Regions from separate parts of the Homo sapiens genome. Here all the other regions are linked to region 1. The links are chromatin loops, found by intact Hi-C in ENCODE. Cell type or tissue: PC-3. All regions are shown on one strand. Links, peaks and the distances in the headings refer to the core of each region. The heading gives the core; the rest is flanking DNA. Region 1 has its middle 36 kb from the start of LINC00520. Region 2 has its middle 57 kb from the start of LINC00520. Region 3 has its middle 66 kb from the start of LINC00520. Region 4 has its middle 44 kb from the start of LINC00520.

Region 1 (7,816 bases), core at 1,678-6,677:
TAGATCTTAAATTTTTCCTTTTGTTTCTTCTCCCTTTTCTATCACTTCTTGGTTATTTGCTTTGATGACCTATTGAATGCAGTGGATTCTCCCAGAAAAAAATGAAAAATACATGCAAACACACAATTTCGTGTATGATTTTAGAGAGTTCACAGACTTCCTGAAGCCTGATTCACCTATCCCAACTTAAGAACTCTTGCTTTCTGCCTTTCCCTCACTAAGAAAACATGGAAGAAAGTGGCATAGCATGTACATTTTGCACTGAAAGGGGTTAACCAACCCAGTGTCCTAGAAAGCAGAGCCTGAGACCAAGACTTAAAAGAGAACACTTTGTTGGGAAGTGTGATTCTAGGCAGATGGATGGAGGGAGGATAAAACAAGGAGGGATGCACTGTGGAGTTTGCCAACATGAGGGGTGGGGCATTAACTGCCCTGAATGGTACAACCTGAAAGCCTAGTGGATACCCAAGGAATCCCACACTGAGGCATCAAGAGAGAAGCTCTGTGGTGGGTGTTCAGAGATGTAGGAGTGAGGGCCTGAGGTGAATCATGGCTGGGCTCCTTGCACCTGCATGAAGCTGGTCTGACCTCTCCCTGATGACTACTAATCCCCAGGATAGGGGACAAAATAAGGTACAGGTGAGGCTATAAGGTTCTACAGCGCTGCCTGAGGTGTATCTGATATAGGAATCTCGGAGATTGATTTATAGTCCTCATTAAGCTAATAAACTCACTCACACTTACCTGTCAGTGACTGATAAGAATTCTGATTGCCCAGAGGTTTCCTAGGCAGAGTTACACCTCGTAAACAAACTATTCAAAAAACAGTTAAATATACTAAATTGGTTAAATAGACTAAGATGTGGTTTTCAAAGTATGGCCCCCAAAGGAAAATATCAGCAGCATTCAGGAATTTGTTAGAAATGCAAATTCTGAACAGGTGAGGTGGCTCACACCTATAATTCCAGCACATTGGGAGGCCGAGGCAGGCAGATCACCTGAGGCCAGGAATTTGAGACCAGCCTGGTCGACTTGGAGAAACCCCATCTCTACTAAAATAAAATACAAAAATTAGCCATGTATGGTGCTGCGCACCTGTAATCCCCTCTACTCAGTAGGCTGAGGAAGGAGAATCGCTTGAACCTGGGAGGTGGAGGTTGTAGTGAGCCGAGATCACGCCATTGCACTCCAGCCTGGGTGAGAGAGTGAGACTCCATCTCAAAAAAAAAAAAAAAAACCAAACAAACAAAAAAAAACCCCACAAATCCTTAGGAAGTGTCTCAGGTCTACTCAATCAGAAACTTCCAGCAATCTGCTTTAACAAGCGTCCAAGTGATTCTAATGCAGACTAATTTGAGAAGCACTGCACTAAGGTATATCCATATATATTTTGCAGAATACTTATGCAACTATTAAAATTGTTCTCACAAATGAATAATGATAGGGAAAGGTGTGCCTAGTACTATGACACTGTGATTTATGATAAGATATATATATATGTGTATATATATATATATATATATATAGTGTGTGTGTATATACACACACACACATATATGTGTGTATATATATATATATATAGTGTGTGTGTGTATATACACACACACACATATATACTGGCACACAGCTTCTAAAACCCTTGGAATCTTCAGTGTAATAAGAGTATCTTTTGTATGTTAAAGAGATGACTGGCACCTGGCAGCCCCTAGATAGCTTCAGGGTGGGAGTTGGCCATGGGAAAGACCAAGACAGGATTGGAGGGTTGGGACTTTCATCTCCACCCCACCAACCTCAAGGAAAGGGAGAGGGGTTGAAGGTTAAGTTGATCACCAATGTCAAATGATGTAATCAACCATGCCTATATAATGAAGCCCCCATAAAAACCCAAAAAGACTAGGTTGGTGACTTCTAGATAACTGAACACATGGAAGTTCCTTGAGGGTAGCCTGCCACAGAGGGTATGGAAGCTCTGAATCCCATCCCATATGCTTTGCCCTATGCATCTCTTCCATCTGGCTGTTCATCTGTATCCTTCAAAATATCCTTTGTAATAAATGGGTAAATGCAAGTGTTTCCCTGACTTCTGTGAGCTGCTCTAATTAATTGAAACCAAGGAGGCAGTTGTGGAAACCCTGATATATAACTGGTAGGTCAAGAGACTAGATGACAAGCTGTCAGAGGTGTCTGAATCAGAGCAAGTCCATCTTGAATAGGAGCTGTGTAAAATGAGGCTGAAACCTACTGGGCTGCATTCTCAGATGGTTAAAAGATAGGAAAAACCAAAACGTCCTACTCTCACACACCACTCAACACAATACTTTTGATACGACATGTGTGAGATTTTTCCACAAACACCAACCAATTCAGCAGACACCAGCTGGGTGTCATCTAATTCAGTTCAAACCTGGCACTATCTATCTATCTGGAGTAGCAGGTTGAGGGATCCACCCCACAAGACTGCCCTGCACTTCAAATGCCACTTATAAGTAATAGCTTTGTTACAGGAAAGGAGTCCTAATTCAGACTCCAAGAGGGTTCTTGGATCTTGTGCAAGAAAGAATTCAGGGCAAGTCCACAGAGTAAAGTGAAAGCAAGTTTATTAAGAAAGTAGAAGAATAAAAGAATGGCTACTCCATAGACAAGCCCTGAGGACTACTGTTTGCCCATTTTTAGGGTTATTTCTTGATTATATGCTAAAAAACACATGGATTATTCATGGGTCCACTTTTTAGAACATATAGGGTAACTTCCTGACGTTGCTATGGCATTTGTAAACTGTCATGGAGCTGGTGGGAGTATAGTCATTAGGACAACCAGAGGTCAGTCTCGTCATCTTGGTTTGGGTGGGTTTTGGCTGGCTTTTTTACTGCAACTTGTTTTATCAGCAAGGTCTTTATGACTTGTATCTTGTGCTGACATCCTGTCTCACCCTGTGATTTAGAATGCCTCAACCATCTGAGAATGCAGCCAAGTAAGTCTCAGCCTCATTTTACCAAGCGCCTAGTGGGGTTTCTATAAATATTGGCTAAATTAGTTATAGTTAATGCCTACATAGTCCTTATTATATATCAGGCTCTATTTAAGAGCTTTATGTATATTAGCTCATTTAATCCACAGACCAATCCTATGAGGTGAGAACTAATATTATTCCAATTTTATGGATGAGGAAATTACGTGAAGAAGACATGCCCAAGATCATACAGCTATTAAGTAATGGAGGTAAAATTCACATCCAAAATTCTGAATTAGAGTCCATGACATTAGCCATGATGGATGGATGGATGGATGGATGGATGGATGGATGGATGGATGGATGGATTTTGGTTCTCCTTGGCAACTTACTTCATAATTTTTCTATGAAACCACATTACAACTGAGTGTTTTGTGCCACAGGTATCTCATAAATACATAGAACTCCACAATCAGTCTCTCTTCTAATGCAGAAATAGCTCTTTGGAAGGCAAAGTTTCCTCCCATGTGAAATGAATTTAATTTTCCAGGTATCAGTAAGCAACTGATTTTTTTCTTACTCTATAAGAATCCCTTGATTTTAAAAGAGTAGCATTTTATTGCCAGAGAAGAATGACTTTTTTATGATGTAACCATGTCATTAGCCAAGCATGAGGGGCAGTTTCAACCCTCATTTTAAAAATAGTATCGTCCTAATAGTAGTACATTAACAAGAGCAGGCTCAGTCTGGGGCAGCCTATTCTGTTTCTTGCTATTCTTTAACTTTCCTTTCTTTCCCACTTCCTTCCTTTCTTCCTCCCTTTCTTCCTTCTGGAGGTAATACCCTCTGAAGGAACATCAAATTAGAGTTCAGATAATGTGGCTATTTTTTATGAGAAACCAATTACATTCAGTACAAACGCCTTTTACTTTGACAAAGTTCTTTGTATTTTAAAGTACTGCTTTCCTGTATATTATCTCACTTGATTCTAGCAAAAAAAAAAAAAATCCCCTTAAATAAAACAAAATACATCATTATTTTGCAGATTAGAAGACTAGAGTTGCCATTCTATACCTTTCACCAAATTGTAATACCAGTTTGTTTAGAGATAGGATTATTTATTTGATTCATTCAACAAATATTTATTCAGAATGTACTGTGTGCTGAACACTGTTCTAGGTGCTTGGGATATACCAGTGGGCAAACAAAGATTTCTGAGGCTGAGGAGCTTAATTCCAGAAGGAGAGATGCAAAATAAACATAATATAGTATATAGTATGAAGTATATAGTTAGAAAATGATAGAGGACGTGGAAAAGCCCAGAGAAAGTGGGACAGGATGTGCAGTGATGAACATGTTGCAGGGACAAATGGGTGGTCAGGAAAGACCTCACTGAGATGGTGGCTTTTGATAAAGACTGGAAGAGAAGGAGGAAGCAATGAGAGCCAAGCTGTTACCTGAGGAAGACAGTTCCAGGCAGAAGAGCAGCTTGGATCGGAACACTACCTTCCAGACACCTGGTACAAAGCCTTTGGCACCTCACCCAATGAACCTGATATGGGGAGGGGCAATGGAACAAATGGGCTTTTTACATAAAGTCTACTAGGAAAACATAACCCAGGCCTCCTAGCTGTAATAACGCAAACACACTCTATGGAAATGCCTATGATTCATTAGTAAATGTTTAACAATCAGCATTCCAGAGAGACCTGTAATGTATGTCAATTTGGGTGGTGTACTTTCACTATGGCCAATTTCAAGTTATCAAAATGACATTACTGAACTTGGAGTTGGAGCTGGCTTCAACATGCTGATCCTTACCCTCTTCTAGGGAAAAAATTTCCAAAACCTACCCCCAGAATTCCAGAATTTCTTACCATCTATCCCTTATTTATTATTTCTTTATTCTGAGATGGGGCCTTTTTCCCCCACCTTCATACTGTTACTGGAAAGAGGTCCCAATCCAGACCCCAAGAGAGGGTTCTTGAATCTCATGCAACAAAGAATTCAGGTTGAATCCATACAGTAAAGTGAGAGTTAGTTTATGAGGAAAGTAAAGGAATAAAAGAATGGATACTCCATGGAGCAGCCCTGAGGGCTGCTGATTGGCTATTTTTATGCTTTTTCCTTGATTATATGTCAAACAAGGAGTGGATTATTCATGAGTTTTCTGGGAAAAGGTTGGGCAAATCCCAGAACTGAGGATTACTCCCCTTTTTAGACCATATAGGGTCAATTCCTGACGTTGCCATGGCATTTGTAAACTGTCATGGCACTGGTGGGAGTGTCTTTTAGCATGCTAAGGCATTGTAATTAGCATATAATGATCAAAGAGGATGACCAGAGGTCACTTTCATCACCATCTTGGTTTTGGTGGATTTTGGCCGACTTCTTTACCCCACTCTGTTTCATCAGCAAGGTCTTTGAGACCTGTACCTTGTGCCAATATCCTATCTCATCCTGTGACAGAATGCCCAACCTCCTGGGAATGCAGCCCAGTAGGTCTCAGACTCATTTTACCCCTATTCAGGATGCAATCACTCTGGTTCAAATGTCTCTGACAATACCCCAGCACCGAAAGTCAAATCAGGAATTTGTCTTTTCCTTTATGTTCTACAGGAAAATTTATGGAGAAAGGCCTGAATAGAGAAAGAAAAATCCAGAGAGACAGAGATGCAAATGGAGGAGTCAAAGACAAATGTTGAGATGAGGGGAAAGGAAAACTTAGCCCCTAACACACAGTCCAGCTGGGTGAAATATTAAAACTTATGTGAATTAGAATTCTATGAACTCCAGCACCAGGGGGAAAAAAGGGAGAAAAAAAGAAAATGTACTGAAAGCATGTGCTTTTTACTTGAGAAAATGATGTGAATCTATCCAAAATACAAATTTGAGTGCAGCTGTCCATCCTGTTTGTTTTACAAAAAAAAAATACATAAATAAAAATAAATAAATAAGTCTTACAAAGGATTTGGGATGGAGTTAGGAAAGTAGGATAGTCAGGCCTGAGTTTAAAACTAGGTGTGCAGAGCTGTCTTAATCATAGCTTTTAATAGTAACAATAGTAACCACATGAAGCCACCTGCTTGCCTTGGTTTATTTAGCAAAATTAACCAGGACAAAGAATGAAATTAAAGGTCCAATTAAAACAGGCCAGAGGATTTTGAGTGTCCACATCTCACCAACCAAAGAAGTTCTAAGTGTGATGAACAAAGGTGCCAGGTAGAGAAAGCTCAGAAATGGCATGCTCTGCCATTCCACCCATGGCAAGGGGACTCTGCAATAAGCCCACATCCTTTGGCTAGAATGTCTCAATCCATTTAGTGGAATGATTCCTTTGAGTTTCATTCAAATTTGTAATCCACTGGGCAACACTGAATTGAATCTATGTTGGAAGGCTGTTGTGGAATAAAGCCATTAAAACTATTCTTAAGTCTTTATCTCTGAAATTCCTTTCCAATTTGCTTCAAATAATACCAACTCTGCCTAGCCTTCTGGATGCAATACTCAAGGTGTTCTTTCTCTGTGCACTTAGTAGAGGGGAGAGACCAGGGAGATCCCACAAATATTTTAGAGGCTTTTTTCCAAAGAGGCACCGATCTTCTTTATCTCTTGTATGAAATATTTTCTACCTATCTCACCGAGTTCCTATGAAAACTGAGCTTTAAGTAAAACTGAAAGCACCATGAGCCTTTGAATCAGAGGTTTTGATAACTATTATTATTATTTGCTATCACAAGAGACATCCACTGTTTTGTCTTCTGAGAAATGTACCTTTCGCTAAGCTCCAAACATGATTTTAAAGAGAGCAGCGGTCATTTTATAGAACATGCCTCCCTGGCCACAGTGATTGTTCTAGAGGTATCATGTGACTCAAGCAGGAACAATCATGGCAGCCTACCCCGTGGGCTATGATGAAAAGAATATAAGCTTTGGAGGAAATATACATTGAAAAGTCTTTAGAAATAAAAGAAGTCTCAGCTGCACAGGATGTTCTGTCTGGAACCAGCCAGATTTGCATTCTAGTTCAAATATATAGAATATTTCTTGTACACAACTCCTAATCTTCCCTGCCTCACCTCTTATCCATCCTCAGTGACCAGTTCTGTCTAGGTTTTGACCAGCTCAAGCAGGCATGACCTGATAGCACCTCTCCTCTACAAGCTTTTCATGTCCCACCCTGGGACTAGCCAGGAAGGATGGATTCAGATAAGAGCAACCCAGAAGCGCAGGGGAATTAACACTTTGCAGAGCAACACTTGACCATAGGGCAAATAAACCAACAGATAGATGTTCCCTTTTTTCTTTCCCCAGATGGACAGTTCTGAGAGGTATTTCAGATAGTCCTGTGAGATAGAGCACGCAGGTTCTATCTGGCTCAGAGTGGCCAATTATAGCTCTGTGACCTGAGCAAGTTACTTTCAAAGGGTATACTATCACTTTCCTTGAAGGTCTACTTCAAGCCACCTTCCTGACACCATGGTTACCTATTGTAAATATCAGCTGTGACCCTTTATAACCCACTCTACTGACAATCAAAAAATACATCCTTCTCTCCAATTCTTCTTTATAATCTATCAGAATCCCTAACAGTCCATCCGCATTTTAATTACAGTTACCTCAAACTTTAATAAAGATCATGATCATTCATACTTTGTCTTTCTCTTTTCCACATAATTTCTGCTTTTTTCTTCCCTCATAGCGCTTACCTTCTAACCTCTGTGTCACCACGATCAGTGAAATCTCTCCAAATTCTTCACACTCTTCTAAGAAGGCAAGATGGTGTTTTGTGAAAGAGCAGAAAAAGCTCTGGACAAAGAATCAGGATTCCTGGGTTCCAGGTCCTACTTGCCAGTGATGGCCTCA
Region 2 (7,816 bases), core at 1,078-6,077, 93 kb after region 1:
ATCGTCATCATTTGGCTGAGTGTGCCCAGACCCAACCATTACCATCACCAAGCCAAGCGAGCTGTTCCAGCAGGGGAGAGCTGGGGTTTAGCTGGACAGAAGCGCCTGGAATTCACATCCCAGTGCCAGCACTGGACACTTGCTTCTCTAACAGGATTTTTCAACCTCAACCCTATTGACATTTTGGGCTAATTTTTCATTGTGGGGAGCTGTCCTGTGCATTATGGGGTGTTTAGCAGCAATCCTGGCCTCTACTCTCTAAGAAACCAGTAGCATCCTCCCCTAGTTGTGACAACCAAAAGTGTTCCCAGGCGTTGCCAAATGTCCTCTGGAAGGCAAAAATCACCCCTGGTTCAGAACACTGGTCAAATAAAATGTTCATACTAGGTTTCTTATTAGTATTAGGCAAAGTCCAAGAATCTACCCAGAGTTTCCAGTTTAAAAAAATTGCCTGCCAGGATGACTTTTTCCGGTAAACCATGGAAGAACATTCACTTCCTATATTTGACAAGCACTGCAATCCAAGGGAAGAGAATGAACTAGGGAAATAATTGGGTGAGGTTTTAACTTCTGTGCTAATTTACAGGGCTACTTCGGCTCCATGTGAATACACCCATGACTACGAATTTCTGCTCAATAAAGTGGTGAGGGGGTAGGTTTAACTGCGGGCTCAGGCCAGATGTCCACAGGAACCCGTTGCCCCTGGTTAAACACTGTGTTGGGTCAGTAGCCCCAAGACCTACAGGCCTACACAAGAGCATTCTTCTCAAGGATATTTATCACTCCCTAACTCAACATAACCAAAGCATTGTTCTAACTCCGGGGGCCTGCATCTGCAGTGGGCCATTTAAAAAAAAAATAAAAGGATAAGTGAGTGACAGAATGAACAGAACCTCTCCTCTTCGTGTCACCTTCAGCTGACCCCTGTGACCCAGGCTTACTAAGTGTGACCCAGGCTTACTTTGCCCCACCTACACACTCCCTATTCACACACACACACACACACACACACACACACAAATAGTAGGACAAATGGAGACATACCCCTAGCCAGGAATGTGTTTCCTGTGTTGCCCTGGCACTCACTGCTGGCCCCTCAGGTCAGCTTTGCTAGAAGTACCTGGAAAATCCCTCTGAGCCCTGCTGTGGCCTAGGGCCTCAAAAGTGTGCAGAAACTGGTTCTTTCCAGGTGCAGAAAACAGAAGAGGCTCCACAGGGAGTCAAGAGAGACAACCCCACATCAGCCACATGGAGATCCCAAAAGAGCGCCTGGAGACCCAGCTCGGAGCCAGAGGGAATGAGACCAGGAGGGAAGGATGTGGCTACGGGAAGGACGGCCTGAAAGGAGAAGGGCATTAATAAGCACTTATTAGGCACCTCACAATAAGAGCTTCCTTGAAACATTACCTCCTTCACCTATCACTACAGCTTGGGAGGGAGCAATTATTATTCCCAGTTTCATCAACAAGTAACCTCAGAGAAGTTTGGCCAGCTGGGACTATAGCCAGGGGTGCCCGATCGCAAAGCCCAGGCTCTTTGTCACACCAGGGACTCTCAGCGGGACAGCTGCACAGATGGGTCACCTGAGCGGCTTCAGAAAAAATATAGATGCGGTCGGGTGCGATGGCTCACGCCTGTAATCCCAACACTTTGGGAGCCCAAGGCAGGCGGATCACTTGAGGTCAGGAGTTTGAGACCAGCCTGGCCAACATGGTGAAACCCTGTCCCTACCAAAAAATACAAAAATTAGCGGGACGTGGTGGTGCACACCTGTAGTCTCAACTACTCAGGAGGCTGAGGCAGGACAATCATTTAAACCCAGGAGGTGGAGGTTGCAGTGAGCTGAGATGCAGTCCAACCTGGGCGACAGAGTGAGATTCAGTCAAAAAAAAAAAAAAAAAGAAAGGAAGAGAAAGAAAGAAGGAGAGAAAGAGAGAGAAGGAAGGAAGGAGGGAGGGAGGGAAGGAAGGAGGGAGGGAGGGAGGGAGGGAAGGAAGGAAGGAAGGAAGGAAGGAAGGAAGGAAGGAAGGAAGGAAGGAAAAGAAAAAAGAAAGAGGGAGAGATGCTCAGGTGCTAGCTGCTACCAATTAAACCGAAGTCCTGAAAAGCCTCCCAGGTGATTTCAGTGGACATACAGTGTCTAGAACTGCTGCCATCCCCAAGGAATAGAGGAGGGAGCTGTGGACAGAGGACGATGCAGTGTGCTGGGCATTGTCCGTGTGCAGTGAACCACCTCCTGGGCCTTGCTGTGCTGCAGGAGCCCTCCTCCTTCCCCCAGGCCTCCCACCCCAACAAGTGGGCACTAAGACAGAGCAGGCAGTTTTAATGTGTGCTAAATACAGTGCTTGGGAAGATAAATCCACACACCCTCCATGCCATATGATATATATCGCACAGAAACGGCCTGCAATTATGTACTTCCTGGTATCATCCGCACACGGTCTCCCTTTACTCCTGTAGACCAGTGGTTCTCAGACACAGACAATTTTGTCCCCTGCCCCCATCTCCCAGGGCACACTGGGCAAGACAGAGAGGCATCTTTGCTTCTCACCACTTGGAGCGTGGAGGGAGGTGCCACTAGATCTCGTAGGTAGAGGCTGGGGATGCTGCTTAACCTCCCACAGTGCACAGGACAGCCCCTGCCACAAAGAGTTCTCTAGCCCCAAATGTCCACAGTGCCGAGGTCGAGACACCCTGCTGTAAGGAAGAAACAGTGACCTCTAGGTAGGCACAAATCCTGGACCGTAACCCACCTCCAGGTCAGAAGCCTGTCCCTGACCAGGCAAGTTTCAGAGAACTGCAGAATCTTAGATCAGGAAAAGACTGCTGAGACAACCAGCCCAGCTGAGACCTCATTCAGGGCAGCCCAACTGCCCTGAATTAACTGAAAATGGTATTCCTTACTGCAAATTTGTATTCACTGACTTAACAAATATTTATTAAGTCCCAGTATGTTTAGGGCACAGTGCCTGATTTTCCTGCCAAAATAGTTACCCATCCTGGAGTAAATCCCTTTGTGTAAGTCCAATATAAGATCCAGGCGAGATAGGCTCTGAACCAAGCAAAATCCACCCCCAGCTGGGTTAGGGTGGTTTTATTGCTTTCTGGCTCATTGGGTAACTTGGCAACCTGGGATCGTGTCTGCAAAAATCCAGAGGAGGCTGATCCAAGATCAACTCCCCGGGGTCTGCACAGGGGCCCAAGGGCGGGTGCCCACATTCCTCCCTAGCTGCCCACAGCTGCCCTCTGTCCCCAGCCCAGCTCCAGCTCCCAGCTCCCTCCCACTTCAGGCTAGTTACCATTACCAGCAGCAAACTCCAGCCACCCAGCTTCATGGGGCCAGCCTCTCCCACCTCTCCTGCTGCCCAATTGTTATTGACAAAAATAAGCACTCTATTGTGACTTGCCACAGAAATAAAAATTGCTCAGGGGAAGGAATTGGGAACATTTTGTACTCCAGGGTCACAAAAGATTTAAAAGTCATTCTCCCTACTGGAGATCTCATTTACACTGGGCAGAAACAACAACAAAATAAAAACCTGTCAAATGGATTGTGCAACAAAGGAAAATGCTGCAGAGGCAAACCTAGTAGGAGCAGGAGGAAAGGGAAAGGAGGCAATACACAGCCTCCTTGTGGGAGGCCCCAGGGGCTGGGCACTGCGCGATGCTGGAGGAGGGAAGGGAAGGTGACCTCCCTCCTGCCCATCTCCCTAGGATGCCCCCAGTGGCTGAGACCACCCTTCTTCATACCAAGGAACACAACTCCCCATGCCTCTACCCACCGCATCAAAATGGGCAGACCCAAACCCAACCAGAGACAACTATCTGTGATATAAAGGGAGAGTAGACAAAGCCACCCACACAGCAGGGCCTGCGATCACAGGAGAAGCTGCCAATATTTCACCTGACTCTCTCCCATCTCTGCAGAATTCTATCTGAAAGTTATTTCCTCAGGAAAGCTCCTCTAATCCCCCAGATTCATTTATTCCCTCAACAAATATTTATTGAATGGATAACATTTACTGAATGGCCCCCAGGGGTTAGATGCCCTTAGTACAATCTCTCCTAGCTACCCCCTTCCCTCTTTGAACACTTAATAATGATGTTAATTAACTACTTACATAATTATTTCTTAGGGTCTTTAAGACCTCCTTTTCCCACCCACCCTTCTGGAATATTGAGCTACTTGACAACAAGAATCAAATTGGTCTTGTTAACTGCTGTATCCTCAGAGTCTAGCTTCTTTTGGCACCTATTGGTTGCCAACACATGCTGAATGAATGAGTGAACAAATGAATGAGCAAACTGCCAAGGCCAGCGCTGTTCAAATAGAAATGCTGACCACAAAGACAAGTCATACATGGAATTTTTAATTTTTTAGAAGCTACATTTTAAAAAGTAAAAAGAGTGAAATTAATTATAAGGATATAGTTTATTCATCTCAACATATCTAAAATATTATCATTTCAGCACTTAATCAATATGAAATAATTATAAAAGTGATCTTTTGCATTCTTTCTCTCATGCTGTCTTCAAAATCCAGTATGTATTTTACTCCTACCACACATCTCAATTTGTACTAGGCACATTTCAAGTGCTCAGTAGCCACATGGGGCCACCACATTGGACAGCCAAAGTCCAGGCTTAAACAGAGGCTTCCAGTGTGCTCATTTTCTGGTAAGGTAGGAGAAAAGTTATGCTCTGCTATGCCAACACACAGTATAGCCATTATGCTTATGGTCTATTGAGTCAGACTGCTTGGTTCAAATCCTGACTCTACTACTTACTCCTTGTGCCCTGGGAAAATTACCTAACCACCCTGTGCCTCAGGTTCCTCTTCCAGAAAATGGGAGTCATAACTGTAGCTACACTGTGGGAGACTGTATTAGGAGAAAATGAGTTAAGACCCATAAAGGCTGGGGGCGCTGGCTCACGCCTGTAATCCCAACACTTTGGGAGGCCGAGGCGGGCGGATCACAAGGTCAGGAGATCGAGACCATCCTGGCTAACACAGTGAAACCTTGTCTCTACTAAAAATACAAAAACAAAATTAGCCAGGGGTGGTAGCGGGCACCTGTAGTCCCAGCTACTCGGGAGGGTGAGGCAGGAGAATGGCATGAACCCGGGAGGCGGAGCTTGCAGTGAGCCGAGATCGCGCCACAGCACTCCAGCCTGGGTGAAAGGAGACTCCATCTCAAGAAAAAAAAAAAAACCATAAAGCCCTTACAACAATGCCTGCCACACAGTAACTACTCAATAATATTAGCCATTAATGTTTAATTATGTTTATATCTTATAAAGCTATTAGGCCCCACTTGCTGCCCCAAGAGATGGGAGGTAGCTCTAGTCACAATACATTCTGTTGGTAGGATGAAGGTAAAACCAGTATCCATTTTAGAGATGAATTCTGAACATATTCTTTCATGGGCACTGCAAGATATATTTTAGCAAAAAAGATTGGGTCAGGTACAGTGGCTTATGCCTATAATCCCAGCCCTTTGGGAGGCAAAGGCAATTGATCACTTGAGCCCAGGAGTTTGAGACCAGCCTGGCCAATATGGTGAGACCCTGTCTCTATTTATAAAAAATAAAATATAGATAGAGATAGATGATAGATAGATAGATAGATAGATAGATAGATAGATAGATAGATAGATAATTGTGGACATACAAATTATATAGGCTAGCAAAAATTTTTAGGTTCACCTAAAGAAGAAAATTTAGACTCTGCCATAGTACACTCGTCATTTGTGAGAATGGGAAGTACCGGTTTAAATAAAAACCTTTTACAACTTTGTAAAGGTTTTTTATGCATCTCTTTCACCTCTGAAATTCAAGTTCCACTGTATAAGACACACAAGTTGTCTATTTTCCAATCCAGCATGTAAAGCAAATGACATTTACACTGGACTTCCTCCGGCATAAAATCTGCTTGGGAAAGCTGAGGACTCCATAGGTTCCAGCCCTAGTGCTGATACCTTTCTTATCCCTGTTTGCTGTCACCATGGTCTTAGAGCAGAGGAACACCACCTTTGGAGAAGAGCCTGGGTGGGCACAGCATTGCTGACAGGGGCAGCTCTTCGCCTTCTCAGTTCCAGGGGATTCCCACCAAGCTGGGGTAGTTCCAATCCCATTCTAACTCCATGTGGTCTAGGCTGAGAGCCTCAGGGTCAGCCCCACACCCAAGCTTTCTAGGTGTTCTTTTGTCCAGGGATCACAGAGTCCAGTGAGGTCCAGAATCACTAGATCTGTGACCACAAAGGAGTAGGCATGGAGATGAAATGGTGTGTTGCACTTGAACGGGCATCTTTGCAAAGAGGATCATAAAATATGGAAACGCGCCAAAAAAAATCATTGTGCATTGGGCTTCCACAATCACTTCTGTGTGTGTGCATGTGTGCATAAATGTGACTGAGTGACTGAGATGGCCAAAGTGACTTGCAGGGACATGAAATTGAGCCAAAGCCCCCAGTCTGTTGAAACATAGTCATCTGTTTGAAGTTAAGTGTCTACTTACTTAGGAAATAAGAACACAGAAGAAAACAGACAAAGAGTAAACTCTGGCATATTGAACTCTGGGAGCTTCTCTGCCATTCTCTCTTTGAATATTGCCTCTTCCTCATTCTCTCTTTCTACTCAAAATGTGATGTATGGACCAGGTGTGGCTTCACCACCTGGAAGCTTGTTAGAAATGCAAAATAGCTGGCACCTCTCAAGACCTATGGAATCAGAATCAAGAACTCAATGAGACACCTAGGTGAACCATATGCACATTAAAATTTGAAAAGCACTAGTTGATATTCTTTCCTTCTGGAACTTCTATTAAATCTATACGAGTCAGGGTGGCTCATCATATCCCATCACAGAACAACCAGGAGCAGGAGAGTGTGGGGCCTGACTCCTGCTGCTGAAGCTTCCATCTGGGGGAAGGAAAAAGAATTTATCTTCTTAATAGTTTGAAAACTATTACTCAGTCTATGTAACATCTCTTTGGCCACATCATTTTAATACATAAATCAAAATGTATGTATTAGTCTGCTAATAAGACATACCTGCTAATAAGACATACCTGAGACTGGGTAATTTATAAAGGAAAGAGGTTTAATAGACTCACAGTTCAGCATGGCTGGGGAGGCCTCAGAAAACTTACAATCATGGAAGAAGGGGAAGCAAACATGTCTTTCTTCACATGGCAGCAGGAGAGAGAAGAATGAGAGCCAAGTGAGGGGGGTAGCCCCTTATAAAACCATCAGATCTTGTGAGAACTTACTCACTATCACAAGAACAGCATGAGGGTAACCGCTCTATGATTAAACTACCTCCCACTGGGCCCCACCCATGGCATGTGGGGATTATGGGAACTACAATTCAAGATGAGATTTAGGTGAGAACACAGCCAAACCCTATCAGTGGCTAACTGCCATAAGAAACAACCTTAAGATGTCAGTGGCTTAGCAGTGGTTTCTTTCTAATTCATATTCAAACTGAGGCAGCTGAGCAGAGGAAAGGGAGAATTCGTCACTCAGGAAGCCAGAAGAACTTCCATCTTCTCATGAAGGAAGAGAGTATGTGAGAGATTGTAGGAGAGATTGTCCAGGCAAGAGGAAAGTGCTGCTCCTCCTTCCTGCTCATGTCTCATTGGCCAGAACTCAATCACAAGGTCCACCTGACCACAACCAGCTAAGCTGTGTGGTCTAGAAGTGCACCCTGGTAGAAAAGGAGGAACTCAGATACTGGTGACATGAATGTGTTGTGCTTATTCTGTGCTCCATGTCTCAACCTCCTATCCCATATTCCATTTGTCTATCTTTTGGTG
Region 3 (7,816 bases), core at 1,341-6,340, 100 kb after region 1:
GGGGAAGTGACCAGCAAACAGCTGAGCCTCACCATATCCCACCACAGACCAACTGGGAGCAGGAGAGTGTGGGGCCTGGCTCCTGCTGCTGAAGCTTCCATCTGCAGGAAGGAAAAAGAATTTCTCTTCTTAATAGTTTGAAAACTAGTCTATGTAATATCTCTTTGGCCATGTCACTTTAATACATAAATCAAAATTTGTAATATCTTTTATCACAAAACAAGCACAAGTAAAGAGTAGCAGTTATTAGCTTATCAAGATGGCTGACACCTCCCAGCTCATACAGATGGTGTTGCACCCTCTGCTTCAACAGGCTCAGTGACTGGGAGACCTCCCTCCAACTCAAAGCACCTATTCTGGGAGGTGCTTAACATCCTTGAGCCTCAATTTCATCATCTATGAAAAAGAGCTAATAATGCCTACCTTACAGAAATGTTATGAAATTTCATTAAAATAATATAAATAACAGTGCTTGACCCAAAGTAGGTACTCAACAAATATTTCCATACGGAAGCACAATCTGATGTCTGTGTCTTATTACTGATGTCACAATCTCATTAAAAATGTCTTATTTATCTTGAACTAAAGATATGTTCTAATTCTGCCCTGTTGACTATGTAGAATGGGTCTAATTCTTCTTCCAAGAAGCTCTCAAATACATGAGGGTGATGTGTCATGCCCTCTTCACCAAACTTTCTCTTCTCTAACCAAATGCCCCCAAGTTCCTCCAACTAAACAAGAATTTCTTGTCTCAAAAGTAACTAGAAGCTCTTGGGCTCTAGTGGCTCCCAAGACGGAGCTCAGCACCAATAACACACCCTTTGCCCCTGGGGATCCCAAACTTGATCTTGTGGATATGGGTAAAGTTCATGATCAGCCAAATGCTTTCTTCATTATACAAAATTCAGGGGAGTGTCTCCATATCCTCTCCCCATTCCCAACACTGATGGCAAACCCTGTTTTGTTTCAAGGAGCCTGTTTTAGGATGAATATGCTCTTCACCATTGAAATCCAGTTCTGAACCTTTGAAGTGACATTTATTGTGGTTTTAGGAAAGGTTCACTGGAGGTGAGAAGTGACAGCTCTGGGTGATAAATCAAATGCAGCTCAGTTTTAATTTAAGGGAAAACCATCATCAAGTCAGCATGGCTCAGGCATCAGCCAGCCCTGGCTGGCAGCTTGTGATTTCTTATGTAAATGGTAAAGAGAACATTGAACGGTGACAATTTCTTCAGCTGCTAGGATGAGCCGTCAGCTTCTGTTCTCTGCTTAAACTTGACATCTTAAACTTCTGGTTAGAGGAGAGTCATGTTAACAAAAACGTTTCAGGACTAATCATAATCATAAAGCCTTTCTTAGAAACAACGGTACTTATACAGCATGTTACACAACACACCTGGTCTGTTTTGCTTCTTCAAAGCAGAATAGTCTAGCTTGGGATAGTCTAGCACTGCCTGTCCAACACAGTAGCCAGTAGCCACATGTGGCCACTAAGTGTTTGAGATCTCGCTAGTTTACATTAAGCTGTGCTAAAATAGAAGTATAAAATATGACACAGAATTTCAAAGATTTCATACAAAAAATGTAAAATATCTTACTCATAATCTTTTATGTTGATTTTATGTTGAAATGATAATATTTTGGATATAATAGATTAACTACTTATTAAAAAGTAATTTCACCTGTTTCTTACTGATGTCACAGTCTCATTAAACATTTTTCCATTGTGGCTGATAGAAAACTTTAAATTACACATGTGGCTCACATTTGTGGCTACCATTATGTTTCTAGTGGACAATGCTGGTCTGAAAGGCAAGGCAGGGAGCTGGAAATCCCATGTTTCTCTAGCTCATCCTCTCGGTGCAGACTCAGAAACAAAGGAGCTTACCATCAGAAGCTATCACGGGTTTTACTGTTTCTTTGTTGGTTAGACTAGAGCAGTGGTCCTCAAACTTCAGTGAACATAAGTGCTATGGACTGAATTGTGTCCTGCCCTGCCCCCCTCAAATTCACATATTGATGCTCTAAATTCCCCCATGTGATTGTTTCGGAGATAAGGCCTTTAAGGAGGGGATTAAAGTTAAATGAATCATAAGGGTGGGGCCCTGATCCAATAGAACTTGTGTCCTTATAAGAAGAGGAAGAGGCCAGGAGCCGTGGCTCAGGTCTATAATCCCAACTCTTTGGGAGGTCAAGGAAGGCAGATCACTTGAGGTCAGGAGTTTGAAACCAGCCTGGCCAACATGGTGAAACTCTGTCTCCACAAAAAATACAAAAATTAGCCAAGCGTGGTGGCATGTGCCTGTAATCCCAACTACTCCAGAGGCTGAGGCATGAGAATCGCCTGAACCTGGGAAGCAGAGGTTGCAGTGAGCTGAGATTGCACCACTGAACTCCAGTCTGGGTAGAGCTTCTCTCCCCAATATATGAGGACACAGCGAGAAGGTGGCCATCTGCCAGCCAGAGGAGAGCCCCCACCAGGAACTGAGCCTTGCAGGAACCTTGATCTTGGACTTTCAGCTTCCAGAACTGAAAAAATAGATGTCTGTTGTTTATGCCACCCAGTCTGTGGTACTTTGTTATGGCAGCCTGAGCAGACTAAGACCATAAGCATCACCTGGTGAATTTGTCAAACACACAAATTCCCAGACCCTCTTCCTGAGAAATACTGATTTTATTGATGTGGGATAGGCCTGGGAATTCACTTTTCTTTAGCAAGCATTGTAGGTACATATATGTGGACCATACTTTGAGATACCCTGGACTACAAGAAACATAATTATCTGGACTCCTTTGGCACTGTTGCCGGCCTGAATTGGACCCCCAATTCTGCCACTCCAGCAGTAGTAGCCAAATTAGTTTGATCATGGGCGCCCCCTTTTGGTAAAGCATTTTTGAGCATGCAACTCACCACACAGCTATACTTAACTGATAAATTACATATGCCCAACTGTAAATCATATACTAAATATTAGTAAAGATTTTTTACATAAAAATAAATACAGAAAAGGAGTTATGCTGTTTTCTTTCTGGGTCCCAGTGGGCCATCTTTAACCTGTGGAAGTCTCTCACTGAACACAAATTACACAGCTTCATATTTCCTTGCCTTTGCATGAGTTCCCATCTGCAATCTGTGCAGTGAGAAAATGCCTATTTATGCCTCAGGATTCAGCTCATAAATCCCTGTGCAGCTCTTTATTCCCCCTCCGTCTCCCACAGGTGGAGTTATTCCTTCTGCCCCTCTGTGCAGCACCTCTGTACTAATGTCACCTCTACTGACTTATCACATTGAATTGTAAGTATTTGTTTAACGTTTCCATTCCTTAAGGACTGTGCTTTATGTATCTCTGTTTCACCTGGGCCTTACACACAGTTCCTGGTACATAATGTTTTGTGTTTCTTTGGTTGGTTTGGTTGGGTTTTGTTTTTTTTCTTTTTTCTTTTCTGTTTGTAACAGGAACAAACCAATGAATGTAAGTGCAATTAACCGATACTTGAAGCAAGCCACCGCCCTTCTATGCACAAGCAAAATCACCCCAGTGCATGTGAAAAATAACCCACATTAAAGGGTGCAGTGCAAAAAGCTATCTAAAGACATACTGGGTTTTAAGTTTGAGTTTACAAAAACATGTATAATTCACACAAGAGCTGAGGATGAAAGCAAACAGCTTAAGCAGCCAACAGCATAAGGAGCAGAGAAGAAGGATTTTTTTTTAACTGATCTTTTTTAATTGTTTAATTGTCTTAAGATCAGGATCCCCTGGCAAAGTCACAATGGATGGTTTGTGAGAGGTCTCAGTACATCTTTGTGAGGCAGGACAAAGATGGATGGGGAACAAGAAAGCTTTTAAGGGCATTACAATTTATTATCTATATCCAGGTCTGCACTGCACAAAATGAAGGAATCATCTGGTCCAAACTCAAAAAATTGTGGCTAAGAGTATCACCTTTTGGAAACACAGACCTGGCTTAGGGTGTATAATAGCAGTGTCCTTCCTCTGCAAGGTCTAAACAGCCTCATTACTTAGGAAATTGTCTTCCCTGTTCCTTCACATATCTCTTACTATCTCAGTCTGTGCTTCTCCTGTGGATTATAAAGGGCTGCCCAGGCTGGAAGAATTTACTGGCACCCTCTCACATGTGCTAGGGTGCAGGCTGATGAAACAAATGCTTTGTCACTTCCCTGTTTACACAAAAGCTTTTTCTCTCAGCAGGAACTTGAAAGAAACTAAGGTGAACATAATCAGTTTATCTTCTTAGACCCACTTAAAAGGATTGACCCTGTGATATACTGGAAAGCAAAATACAAGTCTGTTTATAAATGGCTTTTTAAGGTGATTAACAAGTAACATTAGCAGGTAGAAAGATTTCCATACTGTTTCCCCAAGAGTAGGGTTGCCAAATGTTGCAAATAAAAATATGGAATGCCAGTTAAATTTGAACAGCAGATAGATAATGAATAATTTTGGGGTATAAATATGTCCAAATATTGCGTGCACCCTAAATTTTATCAGGCAACACTACCTCAAAGGGAAAAGGCTGTACATAACCCTTGTGGGGAGAATGTCTTCCCATTGGCTGAAAGGTATATATTAATAAAAACATAGGCCCGAAAGTTGAGATATCTGAGTTCTCTTCTAGATTAGTTTTTCATTAATTCATCAATTCTTCATCCCTAACAGTCTAGTGCCATGTACTAGGTTAATTCCTTAATAATAAAAAAAAAAAAGTTGCTGGAGAGAAACATGGTCCCTGACTTCTTTCAGCTTATAATCCAATGGTGTGACCCTTAGCCTGCCTGTGCCCCATTTTGCCAGCTGTAGAATGAAGCGGTTGATCACCTTGGGTTTATGTTTTGCAGAGTGTATTCTATACTAATAGATATTCCATCAAAGAAGGTTTTTGTGACAAAAAATATAATAAACATTGAGTTAAAAAGTTAATAGCATTTTACTGTAAGTCTTGTCAACATTTTAATGAGCTAATCATCATCATGACCCCTAGATGGTGACTTACTGCAGAACCATCCCTTCGAGGAGCCACTCTGGGGACTAGTGTTCTATGGAACACACTTTGGGAAATGCTGCCCTAAGCCAAGAACTAAAATTCTTTGTAAGTCTGTACTTGCCTTCTTTCCCTTCTCTGCCTAAAATGTTCTTCATCCTTAAAGAGCCAGCCCATATGTTTCCTCCTCTGTGAAGCCTTTCCTTCTGACTTCCCCCCAGTCATCACTCCCCACTGAGAACACATAGGGCATCACAAGGCAGAGACATTTGTCTGGTTCAGTTCTACATCCCAGCACCAAGCAATAGGCCTGGTCAGTACAGTGAGTTATGCCAGCAAATATGCTTTCTCATGAATAAGTAAGCGAATTAACACACACTGCCAACCAAGTTACCCTGTCCCCTGCCTTCCCATAGCACTTTTTTTGGTTGTAATATAATTATTTAATTCCTACCCTCTTTATACTGGAAATATTTTGAGGACAGCAAAGAAACATTATTAATTTTTCCATCCCTAGTAAATAAGCTCAGTCCCTGGCACATGCCTTGCTCTCTATAAACGACAATAAATAGCATTTACTGCATCACTCTTTACCAGGTACTCACATGAATTATTTTATTTCATCTTCACAACAATCTCATGGAAGGCATTATAGCAGATATTGTGGATTGGCTTGATCATCCTCCATACTAGAAAGCTGAAAACTATTTCCCAAATTCCTTTGGAGCTCAGGCTTTGCATATAGATTAGGTTTCATAAGTTATAAGTATTTGCATGAGTTTGGGAAGGTGAAAATGAGGCAGAGGCCACTTCTTGCCCCTTTTAGAAATTTCATTCTGGCAAGCAAGGGTGTGGAGATGTGATCCTTTTCTGCAGCAGGACTGCAGTCCTTCTCCAGCTTCCTGGGCATTTAAAGCAGAACCAGTAGCAATACAACATTTCAGCTGTGTTTTTAAACTCACCAGTTCCCATCGTGCTGGCTTCAGAGGTACAGCTCCCCTAGTACGTCAGTTCTGTGATAGGGAATCACTGCTCCTCCAGCCCTTTCAGCAACTGTGTAAGTATATAGTTCCTTGTATTAAATCCCTTTCTGCTAAAACACCTAGAAGAGTTTTAGTTTCTTGTACTAAACCCTTGCTGAGACAGAAATTACTATCATTATCCTTTCTCCAGAAGAGAAAACTAAAGTATAGAGAGATTAATTTATTTCCCCCAAGGTACCAAGTGGCAGAGCCAAGATTTGAACCCAAAGGCCATATCCTTTTGTTATCCTCCTCTCAACAAGATCACACAGGGCAGGGTTGCCAGTAGAACTCAAGAAGGAAAAACTGCCTTCATTTACCAGCCAACCACTACTTAAAATTACTAGTAAAATGTAAAACTGTTTTTACATTTATGAATTATGGCATATCCACCTATGGAATATTATGCAGACATTAAAAATAAAGTTGTATAAAACCATAATAAAAGAATATGGTGTAGAGCTCTATGTTAATAAATTTGAAAGCCTAGATAAAAATTTTCTAGGGAAATATTTATCAAAATTCAAAGAAGTAATATAGGAAAAGAATGATCGATAACTTTGATAGCAATTGTATAAGTTGCAAATAGTTGCCCCTGCAAAAAAAAAAAAAAAAAACACCTAACATAAGTGGATCCATGGATGAATCCTTCTAAATTTTCAAGGAACTGATCATTCCAATGCTACCTGTTTCAGAGCATAGAGAAAGAAATAAAGCTTTCCAGTTCTTTTCAGAAAACCTAAATACCAATGACTTAAAACCCAGCAAAACCTTAACAAAGAGAATCCAGCAATATATTAAAAGGGTAATATGTTTAAAGTTCATATGGAACCAAAAAAGAGCCCATATTGCCAAGACAATCCTAAGCCAAAAGAACAAAGCTGGAGGCATCACGCTACCTGACTTCAAACTATACTACAAGGCTACAGTAACCAAAACAGAATGATACTGGTACCAAAACAGAGATATAGACCAATGGAACAGAACAGAGGCCTCAGAAATAACACCACACATCTACAACCATCTGATCTTTGACAAACCTGACAAGAAATGTGGAAAGGATTCCCTATTTAATAAATGGTGCTGGGAAAACTGGCTAGCCATAAGTAGAAAGCTGAAACTGGATCCTTTCCTTACACCTTATACAAAAATTAATTCAAGATGGATTAAAGACAAATGTTAGACCTAAAACCATAAAAACCCTAGAAGAAAACCAATACCATTCAGGCCATAGGCATGGGCAAGGACTTCATGACTAAAACACCAAAAGCAATGGCAACAAAAGCCAAAATAGACAAATGGGATCTAATTAAACTAAAGAGCTTCTGCACAGCAAAAGAAACTACCATCAGAGTGAACAGGAAACCTACAGAATGGGAGAAAATTTTTTGCAATCTACCCATCTGATGAAGGGCTAATATCCAGAATCTACAATGAACTTAAACAAATTTACAAGAAAAAAAAAACCCCATCAAAAAGTGGGCAAAGGATATGAACAGACACTTCTCAAAAAAAGACATTTATGCAGCCAACAGACACATGAAAAAATGCTCATCATCACTGGCCATCAGAGAAATGCAAATCAAAACCACAATGAGATACCATCTCACACCAGTTAGAATGGCGATCATTAAAAAGTCAGGAAACAACAGGTGCTGGAGAGGATGTGGAGAAATAGGAACACTTTTACACTGTTGGTGGGAGTGTCAATTAGTTCCACCATTGTGGAAGACACTGTGGCGATTCCTCAAGGATCTAGAACTAGAAATACCATTTGACCCAGTGATCCC
Region 4 (7,816 bases), core at 1,111-6,110, 79 kb after region 1:
TCAGCACTTCCCCTCCCCAAGGGCTTCTAACAAAGGGGCGGATTTCAAAGGAGTCTCCATTATGGAGAATTAGCATAAGAGGGCATTTCCTCTCTTTGACAGTCCTCTTTGACCCTCTGTCTACCCACAGACTGTCCTTTTCTGTGGCTGAGAATCCTTATCTCAGCAGCTGAGAGGGGACAAGACCCTTGTTCCAATCAAATCATCTCAGAGCGTCCCTCTAGTCCAACCCACCTCTTTTCTCCCTGGGCTTGTTGAAGGGCAGGTAGCTTCTGAATGGAGAGTGCTAGGCCTACAGGGCTCTCAGGAAACCAAAGTGTCATGATAACCCGTGTAGGAAACTGACTACATCATTAAAGAGTGTAGAGAGGAGAGGAATCCTACTGGTGACCTTCCAGAGATATCCAGCAGGCCCTGAAGAAACACTTGTTGACTGAATAGCAATAAGCCCTCATGGACAGGACACAAAGAACCAGGCAAGAGAGTTTCTGCTTCCTAATGTAAGTACTTAGCATTTATTTTCTGTTGTAGCCCAGGCATGAGACAAGCACTTCTTGTGGTTACTTTCATTTACTCCTGGAGTGGCTTAAAGATGGCAGCAATTTTTTTTTTTCCTGGGATCTGAACTAGTCCTGACAGTGGCTGCAGAAGTGATCCTGTGCAGCTCCCAAGACTTGTCTGTGCTTAGAACATTCCCTCTTGGAACCCAAGAGGTGCACATGCTCTGCTGTGAAAACATCAAGCCACAGAGAGAGGCCATGTGGAAGACAGCAAGGTGCTCCTGACAGCCAGCACCAACTGGCAGCCATGTGAGTGACAAAGGACACTGCCTTGGATGTACCGCCACCCAGCCTACAGATGACTGCAGCCACCGATGACACCACTGGAGCGGAAGACCTGCCCAACTGTTGTTGCTTTAAGCCACTAAATTTGGTGATTGGTCACCTGACAGTAGGTAATTAGAACAACTGCTTATAACTGTGTGGGGTGCAGGCTAGCATCAGCTCTATTTTACAGATGACGAGACTGAGGCACAAAGAGGCTAAGTCACCATGTTCACAGTGCCGGTAGAACCAGATTTCAAACTCACATCTGTCTATCTCCAAAGCCCATATTCGTAGCCTCCATCATACACTATCTCAAAGAGCTTGCGATTTACTGGCAGCCACAAAAAAACACGTCAGAAAACTCAAGCATATGCACAATCCTTTTTTCTGAGTCTTGGTAATCTCTCAGGAGCTGGGGAGTCAGAATTATCTCAGACTATTCTGGAAGGAAACAGAGAAAACAGCTTTGCCTGATTTAAAAAGAAAAAAAAATACGGAGGTAACACCATCTAATGCTGATCACATAAAAAGTCCCTGCTACTCTCAAGCATGGGTGGACAAACTATAGCCTGGGGGCCCAAATCCCATCCACTGCCTCTTTTTGTAAAGTCGTATTAGAACATAGCCATATCCAATATTTACATATGGTCCATAACTACTTTTCCTCTATGTGGCAGAGCTGAGTAGCTGAGGCAGAGATAGTAGGGGCCCCTGGTGCCTAAAATGAAGTTCACCAATCCCCTACTCTAAGCCAATGGCTATCAAACTTAAGCATGCATCAGAATCACCCAGAAGGAGTGTAGAACACACATTCCCGGGCCCCACTCTCAGAGTTTCTGATTCAGTAGGTCTGGAATGGGGTCCAACAATTTGTATGTCTAATAAGTTTCCAGGTATGGTAGGCAGCTCTAAAATAAGCCTCTTGCATAAGGCACGCAATCATCCGCACTCCTACATCAGCCTTCCCTGATGCAGACTGAACTTACTTACTTCTAACGCATAGAATATGGCAGAAGTAATGGAATGTCAGTTCTAAGCATATGTTCTCCAAAGACTGTAGCTTCCATCTCATGTGCTTTCTCACCCTCTCTGAACGCTTGCCCTGTGGGAAGCCATGCTATAAGACAGACATATGTAGAGGCTCATGCCATGAGAAACTGAGGCCCAACAACAACCACATGCATGAACTTGGAAGTGGATCTCCTCCCCAAACTGAGTCAAGCCTTCAGATGAGATCTCCACCCCTGCCGATAGCTTGACAGCAACCTCATGAGACATCTTGAGCCTGAGGCTCCCAGCTAAGCCATGCCCAGATTCCTGAGCCACAGAAACTGTGAGAGAAGAAATGTTTGTTGTTTAAGTCACTAAGTTTTAGAGTAACTTGTTAAGCAAGAATACGTAACACACACCAGTTGATGCTGAGGCTGCTGGTCCAAGGACCACACTTTGAAAACCTTGGCTGTAATGGAACAGCTGCTTCTTCAGTCTTCTGACTTGATGGGGCAGGGAAATACTGAGTTTTAATACTTCTGAGTTCCACAGTGTTAGTGGAACATCCTTCTAGACTCTGTCCACCAGGTCAATGGCAGAAATAAGTTGGATACCTTGTCCCCAGTCACCACAGAGCCCTCTTCTCTGCAGGTTGAATGATGGAGGTAAGGGTCCTCGCACAGCCTCCACTGCCCATAGCTGCAGGAGTGTCCAGAGATCAGAGCTCTCAATTATAAGGAAAGACATGGGCAATAGCTGCTTGAGAGCACAGCAAAGTCAGGGCCCAGAAAGCCTGGGCGGTGGAAAAAGTTTATTCCTCTGGAAGCCCTCATTATCACTTCCTTACTCCATCCTGGTAAGTAGCCTCTGGGGCCTGTCTTATGTGTCATTTATTCTCTGGATTTAGTTACCAGTGAATCCACAGGGAGGTGCCAGCCAGTTCTTAGGTGCATTCCACAAGGGCAGAGATTTTGGCCTGTTCTGTTCAATGATACCTACAAGTACCTAGACCTGAGAATGGCATATAGAAGGTGCTTAGTGAATAATTATTGAATTTAAGTATGATTTATTTATTTATGTATTTTTCACCCCGGCTGGAGTGCAGTGGCAAACTCTCAGCTTATTGCAACCTCTGCCTCACAGGCTTAAACCATTCTCCCACTTCAGCCTCCCTAGTAGCTGGGACCACAGGCACACACCACTACGCCTGGCTAGTTTTTGTATTTTTTGTAGAGATGGGGTTTGCCATGTTGCCCAGGCTGGTCTCAAACTCCCCGGTTCAAGTAATTCACCCACCTCAGCCTCCCAAAGGGCTGGGATTACAGGTGTGAGCCGCGCCCAACCAAATTTAAGCCAAATTTAAGAATTTGAGAGACAGCCCCAATTAGCTTAGCCAAGCCTCGTGCACTGTGGAGGGGGGGGCTGGCACAAGTGTGCCACCCTTGGGCCACACTACCACCAGGGTGTTCAAGGAAGAGGCCACCTCTTATCCTCTGCAAGGAGACAGGTACACAAAGATTCTGTGGGTCATCTCTGTAAAGCTTTAATTCAGAGGCCTCAGACATGGACTGTCTGGGTTCAAGAGATACCAAGGAGCTGGAAACACCAGTGGGGTTCTTTGGTGACTGGGGCCAAAGTGTCTGGTGCCAGGAAGCAGAATATACAAACTGGTATGCTTTTGTGCATATAGCAACTAGCCTGAGGCCTCATTGTACCAGCTTCAGAGAGAAATAAATCATGTTTGTTTAACAAACGCAGTGAAAGAATGCCCTGGCACAATGCCTGACACCCAGTAAGCACTTAATAAATGTTTATCGAATGAATGAAAGAGATCTTAAGCACAGCAATACATTTCTTGGCTGCAAGTGGGGGAAAGGTAAAAATCAGACTTGTGAAACCATATGCCCTCCCCTCCTCCCCATAACCCCCACCCACAGAACAGCAGAAAGGAAAGTAAAGAATCATATCTTTGGAGCAAGAGGAAGAAGCCATCTCTGCTTTGCAGCTTGGGTCAAAGCACGTCACCTCTCTGGGCTGCAGCTGTTTCATTTGTAAAAGGGAAAGTCTAGGCTTGGTGATCTCCAGGTCTCCTTCCAGCACTGAGGTCCTGTGGCTCTGTGCTTCCCCAAGGCACTGTCCCTCAAACCTAATTACATGGTTTGCCTGTAAAAGGAGCGCCTTGATCAGGGCAGAAACAATGAGGAGCAGCCATTGTCATTCAAATCCTGGAACTGAGCTTTCTCTCAAGGTACGTTTAGAACATTCCCTCTTGGAACCCAGCCGCCATGCTCTGCTGTGAAAACATCAGACACCACACTCCCCCCTGGAAGTCCTTGGACAATAGCTGTGACCACCAGTTACGACAAGAATGCTATCAAAGGGGGTTTGGCATGGACAAGTTGTGCCCTGCTTGACTTATGGGGTCCTTCTAAATATGAACGATTCTAGTTTTTCATCAACCTATATAAAGTAAAAATTATGGTATTTACGAAAACACTGAATTTATGGTATTTATGAAACTACTGGCTTGGGTGAGGAGCCCAGTTGCTCCTTTTATGAAAGGAGCAGATACTCCTCTCCAGAGCTGATGATTTAGGAGCACTGAGAAGAGGGTGCAGAGGAAAAGGTTCTGGTGAAAAGATGCCCGCCTTTTTGAGTTTTAATTTTTTATGCTCACAATGTGGGAAAACCACTCTCCAAGGGCAGTGGTAATGGGGAAAGAGCAGCAAGCTTAGTACTATGTGGAATTCCTCCATGACCTCTAGCTGCTGGGGGTGGGAGCAGCTGGTATTTAAGAAACCTGAGTTTTCCACATGAGGGGCAGAAAAAGGTGCAGAGAGAGCAGGCTTTTTTTGTGTCCCCTTCTTGTTTCTTTCCAATTGTGCAGACAGTAGAAAATGCCCTTCTGAAAAGAGCAAGAGGAAGATGTGGAAAAAGAAGTTTTTTAACTTCTTTCCAAAAAAAAAGTATTAAATTATGTTTTTGTGAAAAAGAAAAACACTTATTTTCAATGTCTGTAGTATTTGTGGCCAACATCAAGAACGTTGGTGAAAAGAGAGCAAACAAATCAAAATCCATGCCAAGGAACTGCAGGGATATTAAAAGATGTCACATTCTTCAAGATAGTTTTAGGAACAATTTATTGCAGGACTCCTCAGAGCCCTTAAGGTACAAGTGGGTATTGTGACTTTTATCCTCTGGAGTGTAGCATTTTCAGAAGACACTTTGGGAAACACACTTAGGAGTGACAACACACTTTTCTTATTAGAATCCAAATCATGGCTGGGCGCAAGGCTTACGCCTGTAATCCCAGCGCTTTGGGAGGCCGAGGGAGGTGGATCACTTGAGGTCAGGAGTTTGAGATCAGCCTGGCCAATATGGTGAAACCCCATCTCTACTAAAAATACAAAAATTAGTAGGGCGTGTGGCAGGTGCCTGTAATCCCAGCTACTTAGGAGGCTGAAGCAAGAGAATTGCTTGAACCTGGGAAGCAGAGGTTGCAGTGAGCCAAGATCACGCCATTGCACTCCGGCCTGGGCATCACATTGCAGCGAGACACTGTCTCAAAAAAAAAAAAAAAGAAGAAGAAAAAGAAAATCATGCAAATGAAAAAGAATTATCCTCTGTAGTTTCAGAAGGCAAAACAAGATCAACACATGTTTAAAAATTATTCCTTTGGGAAACAAATCAATATGCCAAAGGGACATCTGCACGCCCATGTTCACTGCAGCACTATTCACAACAGCCAAGGTGTGGAAACAAACCTAAGAGTCTCTCCACAGATGAATGGATTATTCAGTGTGGTAGAGAGACACAGTAGAATACTATTTAGCTTTAAAAAAAAAAAACAGGGAATTCTGTCATTTACAACAATATGGATGAAACTAGAGGACATTATGTTAAGTGAAATAAGCCAGGCACAGAGAGACAAATCTTGCATTATCTCACTTAAATGTGGAATCGTAAGAAGTCAGACTCATAGAAGTAGAGAGGAGAATGGTGGTTGCCAGAGGCTGGGGTGGGAGGGGGGCTGAACAGGGAAAGGGGAGACATCAGTCAATGGGTACAAAGTTTCAGACAAGCAGAATAAGTACTGGTGATCTACTGCATGTCACGGTGACTACAGTTAATAATAATGTCTTGTATATTTCAAAATAGCTAGAAGAGAGGATTTCAAATGTTCTCAACACAAAGAAATGATAAATATTTGAGGTAATGGATATGCTAGTTACTCTGATTTGATCATTCCACAATGTATTCATGTATGGAAATATTACTTTATACTCATAAATGTATACAATATTATTTGTCAATTAAAAATGAAATAAAACTAAAAATTATTTCTTTGGGAGAGTGAAATTTAAAACACAGTTTGAAGATTGAACCCTTGTGTGGACAAAAGATCTGGGCTTGATATATTGAAAGATCTGGGCTTGATATATTGATGCACTTGCTAACAATAGCAGCTATTCCCAAATAAGAAAGTCCACCTTCAGGAGGATGGAATAACTTGTCTCTGGAATAATAACAGCCACCTTGGGGACGGAATGTTTGTTATTTGCTCTGTGCTAAATATCTGTATTTATATAGATGCGGGTATAGATATATAAATATATATGTATGCATATTATTTGTATATGGACTTATGTTTATATCTGTTTTTTCTATTTAACGCTTACGGCCTTATGTAAGCAGACACTGCAATTATCCCCATTTTGTGGAGAAAAATACTAAGGCTAAAGAACATTGCACACCTTGCCCGAGACTATGCATAAATTGCTCAGCCAGGATTCAAAGGCAGGCAGGCCACCCACCGAGCCCCACTCTTCACCATGACACCACACTGCCCCCTGGAAGTCCTTGGACAATACCTGTGACCACCGGTCACAACAAGGATGCTATCAAAGGGGATTTGGCGTGGACACGGTGTGCTCTGCTTGACTTACGGGGTCCTTCTAAATATGAACAATTCTAGTTTTTCATCAACCTCTATGAAGTAAAAATTATGGTATTTATGAAAACACTGAACTTAATTTTTAAAGTATTAGTGACTGCTATGTGCCGAGCATTGTAAAGAGTGCAGTTGGTAAGAGGTAAGGGAATTTAAAATGTTGAAGGTGCTTTCTGCCTTTGAGAAGATTATGGTCCCATAAGAGATGAGAGGATACATAGGAAGCCACAAGACACCATGGGGCCTGCACAGCTGCATTTCCTAAAAGCGAGTCAGTTGCTGCAAGCACCCCAGGTCTGTGTGGGCTGCAGCCTCCCCCACAGTGTTGCTGTCTGCTTGACAAGATTTCACAAGACACCTGTGATGGGTATTGATCATTTGGGGCTGCCTGGCATCTTTACTTTCTTCCCATGTTTGTAAGAATGCTGGTGAGAGGCAGTAAACACCAGGTGCTTGTGCAATGTCAGACTCCAATTGCCAACTCCTCTTACTCAATGCCTGAGGGCTTGCTCTGGCCTGCAGAGCCCACTTTGCAGGACAAGCAGAGAATGCCAGGGATGTACACTTTACCTCCCTACCCAGCAGACCCTCAGCCAATGACTGCCAAGAGTTGATGGGTAAATAGCCTAGACCCCCCACCATGCCTCTCAGTGGGATAAACCTGAGGCACATGGCCTACCCTGTCTTTCAGAATCCCAGGCAGGATTAAGCTGGAGTTGCTCCCAGGGGAACTTGCTTGATAACAAACCCTTTATTGTTTCACTCCCTTCCCTATCTGACTTCCCCACTCCCCTACCAGTGTTTCCTTGAATTACCTCCCAAATAAGCCACTCACACTCAATTCCTTGTTTCAGGGTTGCTCCAGGGGAAACCCACGCTAAGGTACTTGATCTCCCAGATCCTGGCAACCAGGGCCTACAGCTTAAGTCCATAGGACCTAAATGCTTCTATCTGAGACTTTCACCCTGGAGCAAGTAAAGAATTAAAAAACAGTCTAGAAGTCATTCTAAGGCCACCAGCAAGGGCCTCCAGTGCCCAGTATGGTGGT

The links. A loop is a pair of places that touch in the nucleus more often than their neighbours do. Peaks named below come from ENCODE experiments on the same cell type or tissue, not always from the same donor. Only the 100,000 strongest peaks of a DNase experiment are listed, where the experiment ranks them.
Region 2: a loop joins it to region 1, with 5 times the contacts of the local background. A loop is called at or near these places in 4 of 110 quality-filtered maps.
Region 3: it touches region 1 in a loop (4-fold over the local background); 3 of 110 quality-filtered maps call a loop at or near these places.
Region 4: a loop joins it to region 1, with 6 times the contacts of the local background. A loop is called at or near these places in 2 of 110 quality-filtered maps.

What each region holds. Positions count from the first base shown.
Region 1 is chr14:55,829,015-55,836,830 of GRCh38, reverse strand. No RefSeq gene overlaps it. Among named protein-coding and RNA genes, the nearest start is that of LINC00520, 36 kb to the right of the region's middle. RefSeq lists an enhancer at 4,486-4,780. In PC-3, for the core only: no CTCF peak of the experiment used is centred there; a DNase peak (open chromatin) is centred at 4,590; H3K4me3 peaks cover 1,803 bases; H3K27ac peaks cover 3,010 bases.
Region 2 is chr14:55,735,836-55,743,651 of GRCh38, reverse strand. No RefSeq gene overlaps it. Among named protein-coding and RNA genes, the nearest start is that of LINC00520, 57 kb to the left of the region's middle. In PC-3, for the core only: no CTCF peak of the experiment used is centred there; no DNase peak of the experiment used is centred there.
Region 3 is chr14:55,727,145-55,734,960 of GRCh38, reverse strand. No RefSeq gene overlaps it. Among named protein-coding and RNA genes, the nearest start is that of LINC00520, 66 kb to the left of the region's middle. In PC-3, for the core only: CTCF peaks have their summits at 2,652 and 2,869 (motif pointing left); a DNase peak (open chromatin) is centred at 2,880.
Region 4 is chr14:55,748,996-55,756,811 of GRCh38, reverse strand. No RefSeq gene overlaps it. Among named protein-coding and RNA genes, the nearest start is that of LINC00520, 44 kb to the left of the region's middle. RefSeq lists enhancers at 2,622-3,172, 3,173-3,724, 3,726-4,341. In PC-3, for the core only: no CTCF peak of the experiment used is centred there; DNase peaks (open chromatin) are centred at 2,151 and 3,601; H3K4me3 peaks cover 617 bases; H3K27ac peaks cover 1,042 bases.